Regions from separate parts of the Mus musculus genome. Here region 1 is linked to region 2. The links are chromatin loops, found by intact Hi-C in ENCODE. Cell type or tissue: heart. All regions are shown on one strand.

Region 1 (2,500 bases), 56 kb after region 2:
CTAACCAAGGACTGTGCTCAGAGCCCTGCCTGGAGGATCTGTCAATACTAAATGTCAGCTTCTATTCTAATACATTTCTTTTTCTCCTACTCATTTTACAGCTCATGAAATCCAAGCAAGGGGGACAGCAAGTGGCCCAGCTCACAGAGACGTAACAATCTGGAACAGCTGATTCTGTAACGGCAGGGTGAGGTCGCTCACCCTACCACAGCAAACAGCCTTGAAAGTAGACAAAATATCAAAGGTGCTGGAGAACTAAGAAAGCCTTGGCATTTCCAGAAGGGGACCCAACGAAGGAGCCCAACACCCAAGGCTGTCCTCCCCAGGGGAGACTTCCAGGAGGGGGAAGGAAGCTGGGTGAGGCTTTGTCACCTCCAGCAAGGCAGGGACAAATGCACAACTGTACTTGGCCACCCCAGGCCAGGGCCACTGAGGGCTGAGAATCAGGGTAAGCTGGCCACTGGGGCTTGAAAGAACTACACTGATTCAAAACTGTCTGGCTCTCAGCCACCTCCAGGAGCAAGTTTCCTATGTCCCTGCTAAGATAGATCGGTGCCATACAGAGATGAGAAGGGACACTCCACCATCAGTCATGAGGGCTGTCATGAAGGGCTCACACACTCTGCCAGCACCTGACACCTACTACTTCTAGAGCAACACGGAAAAGTAGACATCACTCAGACACGACAGAAGGATGTCGAGGAATCAGGCGACTCAGCCAAGACCACATTGTTAGTAACTGGCACAGGTTACTAACAATGGTACTAAATTTATAAACAAGTGACCAAACTGTGTGTGCTAGGAATTTCTACAAAAAAAAAAATATTATAATAGCATTTCCTTCCCCTAATGAAGCAGCTCAACACACAGTAGCTCTCTCTTCTACTTTCCTGCTTCCTCTACTCCATCAGAGCTGGACCTAACCTTGGGGCTGGATTTGCACCATCCACTGGCACTCGTTAAGGGCCGGATACAGAGATCAAGGCTGCGCAAACTGTAGCCAGAAAGCCCAGATCAGTGATGTTTGGCTCAATCTCTTTGACACAACCCTTCCCCCACCTCAGGTCTCCAACAGTGGCGGAGATAGATTTGGGTCAAAGGGCAAATCCAGGCAGAACTACCTCCCGGGCTGGAAGAAACATACGGGTGCTAGCAACTGACTCAATTCCAGAATTGAGTGCACTATGAGCCCTCCACACTAAAAAGGTTATCCACCATTAAGCAAACACAGATAACAGTCCCCTCATTGTGGATGGGGGTCCACTGCACCCCACTCCAAATCAAAGAGAGGCAGCTTGAGGACTGGTCAAGGATACAGAACTCTGGGAAGCCTGGGAGAGCTTGTGGCAGACCAAGGACCTGGGTCCTCCACGGGGGAGAGAGGGGAATCCTGAGTCTGCACCCCCAAACTAGTAGCCGTGATACTCAAGACTGAGCACGCTTGCCAGGGTCTGGCACTGAGACAGGAAGAACAGCAGCTGGGTTGAAAAACATATGGGCAGGAGGTTGGCAGGAGGAATCCTGGTATCGGGATTAAAAAGTCAGCAGGAATGGCCGCTCACTCCTGGCTGGGGAGGCCCCTCATGCCCCCACTTACTTCTGCCTTGGTAAATATGTACTTATACAGCAGGGTACTACTACAGGGATTGATGGCAAGTCCACTTGACTGGGACAGAGACCAATCTGGACACTTTGTCCTGCCTGGGGCTGCCCCAGAGCACAGACCAGGGTGCCCAAGCCCAATAATAGAACCGGTAGGTAGTAACTTACATGGAAATCTTGCAGAGAGTTGACTTATCCACTTTCGCTTCTTTTATTACATTCATTTAGTTGTGTGTACACGTACACACACACACACACACACACACACGATCACATGCATACGGATTGTCGAGTCAAAGACCAGCTTGCTGGAGTTGGTTCTCTTTTTACCATTGGTCCCAGAGATCAAACTCAGGCCAGAGCCTTGGTAACAAGTCCCTTTACCAGCCAAGCCACCTCCTTGGCCACTGGTTATTTGTGGTTGTCTTTCTGAGACAAGAGTCTCACCCTGTAGCTGACCTGAAACGATGTAGTCCAAGCTGGCCTCAAACTCATGATTTATCTGCCTAAGCCTCCCAAGGGCTGGAATTACAGGCATGAGCCACTACACCAGCTTCACTTCACCCAAGGTTCACTGTAACTGGAGCATGCCTTTTTTTTTTTTTTTTTTTAAGATTTATTTATTTATTATATGTAAGTACACTGTAGCTGTCTTCAGACACTCCAGAAGAGGGAGTCAGATCTTGTTACAGATGGTTGTGAGCCACCATGTGGTTGCTGGGATTTGAACTCCAGACCTTCGGAAGAGCAGTCGGGTGCTCTTACCCACTGAGCCATCTCACCAGCCCTCACTGTAACTGGAGACCATCATGTTCCCCATTTTATTCTTCTGTAGCTGGAAGCTACTGCTGGGGGTCACAATTTAAACCAAGATCTTGGCACTGAATCTGGGAGGGAC
Region 2 (2,500 bases):
GTGGCAGCCAGCCTAAACTGTGCGATTACAGGTATGGCTTTTATGGGAGGCAGGATTGTAAACAGTGGGTGGTGAGACCTAAATTCATCTCAGCAAATGGCCCAAACTATTCACGGCATCCCTGGCGTTTGAAGCAAGTCTCATGTAGATGTTGGTTGGTGTTTTTGTTTGTTTTTATTTTTGTTTTTACCCTTTGTGAGACAGTCTCTCCCCTGTGGCCCGGGCTAGCCTCAAACTCACTAAGGATAGCAGATGACCTTGAACTTTTAATGCTTCGCCTCCCCGTGCTGAAAATACAGGTTTGCATCACCTGAACCAGTTCATGAGGTGCTGGGTATCCAACCCAAAAGCCTTAAGCATGTTATTCAAGCTCTCTAACAACTGAATTCCACCACCAACACCACCCCTAAATTCCCACCCCTGCCAAGGCTCTTAATTTTCATCAAAGGCCTGTTTAAGTGCTGCCTGGCTCGTGGCTACTCTGTAGCATCCCACTTTACATAAGGAAGAATGAAGGGTACACAAAGAACCTTATGCCAGTCACAAAACCAATTTGTTCTTGATTTGGAACTATGAAAACAAGGGTCAACCCAAAGCAGGGCTTTAAATTTCTGTAGCTATTGTAGCGATTGGTGTCATAGTCAAGTGTTTGACACACAAGACGGGAAAGGAGATTTACGTTTTCCACTCATTTATTTATGGGGTGTGGGGGTGCAAAGTGAGCTCCCTTCGAGTTCTGTGGCTCCTAACTCATCAGGCTGTTGGGCTCTCTCCCCAGTCTTGAAAGGACATTTCTGTTGTCAGATCTTTCAGGACTAAGTGTCAGATGAGTCACCTGAGCTAACCTGACTGCTTTCCTGGCTTCAGCATGCACACTGAACAAGGAATCTTGCGCGGTGAAATGCTGTGTGGAACAGGCTTCCTATTGGAAGGGATTGTAGGTATTGGAAGCTGGTGGACAGCAGAGCTGCCCTGCAGATTATCTCCTCCTCACTGGTTCCACACTTGAGAAAGCTGAAGATAAAGTGGGGCTGGTTCCCCAAGACTTCCAACACCCAGCCTTGTCAGAGCCTTGTCTGGTCTTCACTGCCCAACAGGCTTTATTTTGGACAAATAGAAACTCCCACACACGCTTTCAAGTTAATAGCTCTGAAGCTACTGTGAGTGCTTTCGCGTTGCATGTGTGTGTTGGTGTTGGTATCTGTACACAAGTGCAGATACCCACAGCGGCCACAAGGAGGTATCGGCCTCCCCTGGAGCTGATGTTGTAAGCCTTCCCAGCGTGGGTGCTGGGGATCAAAGGGCCCTGTGTGAGAGCAGTTGCACACATTTATAACCGTTGAGCCATCTCTCCTTTCTGTCCTCTTTAAAAAGTCGTGTTATGAACTTACTATCTCTGCTGGGACACATTGAGAGCATTGTTAATGATGATGCCAGAAGATAAGCTAAAATCAAAGTCATCACAGTCAGGCAAAGACATGTGGTCACGCTATTTCTGAACCTGACTTTTTTTTTAAGGTTTATTATTATTATTTTACCTGTATGCTTGTGGGTCTTTTACCTGCAAGTTTATCTGCATTGCATGTATGCTTAGTACACATGGAGGCCAAAAGAAAGCATCTGTTGCCCTGGAACTGGGGTTACAGAGGGATGTGAGCTGCCATGCAGGTGCCAGGAGTCAAGCCTAGGCTCTCTACAGGAGAGCATCCAGTGCCCTTAATCACAGAGTCATCCCTCTAACCTTAAAAAATGCCTAGATATTGGGAGGCAGAGGCAGGCGGATTTCTGAGTTCGAGGCCAGCCTGGTCTACAGAGTGACTTCCAGGACAGCCAGGGCTACACAGAGAAACCCTGTCTCGAAAAACCAAAAAAACAAACAAACAAAAAACTTAGTAAAGAAATTCATGAATATATTCTAGTTTTTAGAAACTTAACTGACACCCAAAAATAACAGGGTTAGAAGTTCAGGCCTTCCCAGCCTTAGTCTTGTCTTCCCAGAGGAAATTATTATGAAATACTTGAGTGGATATTTTTGCAGATTATGTTCAGTAATAATATACTATTTTTAGGTTGCAATTCTCTTTTATAAGGCCACCACCATGGGTAGCCCTATCAGGAGGTTTTGAGAGGTTCTTCAGGGCATTAGAGTTGTTTTATATGCACTGGTGTTCTGCCTGCATTCATAATTATATACCCCATTCATGTTTGGTATCCCCAGGTCCCTAACTAGAGTTCTAGCTGCTTATGAGCCACGGTGTGGTTGCTGGGAGTCTAACCCAGTGCTCTGCAAGAGTAATAAATGCTTTTAACTGCAGAGCCATCTCCCCAGCCCATGCCCTTGCTTTTTCAACACTATAGGTTTTTGTTTGCTTGTTTTTTGGGTTTTGTTTTTATTTTGTTTTGTTCCAAGAACAGCATTTTCTGAATAGAAAACTATGTGGCTCTCCTCAATTTATCCCTTACTGCTTATCTCCCTGTGACAACAATTTACATGCCAAAT

Evidence for each region. A loop is a pair of places that touch in the nucleus more often than their neighbours do. Peaks named below come from ENCODE experiments on the same cell type or tissue, not always from the same donor. Only the 100,000 strongest peaks of a DNase experiment are listed, where the experiment ranks them.
Region 1: a loop joins it to region 2, with 2.7 times the contacts of the local background. A loop is called at or near these places in 7 of 42 quality-filtered maps.

Annotation. Positions count from the first base shown.
Region 1 is chr11:89,001,806-89,004,305 of GRCm38, reverse strand. All of the region lies in intron 1 of Trim25 (tripartite motif-containing 25), which reads right to left. Among named protein-coding and RNA genes, the nearest start is that of Gm11496, 3.6 kb to the right of the region's middle. In heart, no CTCF peak of the experiment used is centred here; DNase peaks (open chromatin) are centred at 325, 623, 985 and 1,447; H3K4me3 peaks cover 8 bases.
Region 2 is chr11:89,057,462-89,059,961 of GRCm38, reverse strand. Dgke (diacylglycerol kinase, epsilon) reads left to right here. Exons shown (of 11, transcript NM_019505.4): 1 at 1-31. Among named protein-coding and RNA genes, the nearest start is that of Dgke, 2.0 kb to the left of the region's middle. In heart, a CTCF peak has its summit at 1,234 (motif pointing right); no DNase peak of the experiment used is centred here; H3K4me3 peaks cover 1,406 bases; H3K27ac peaks cover 668 bases.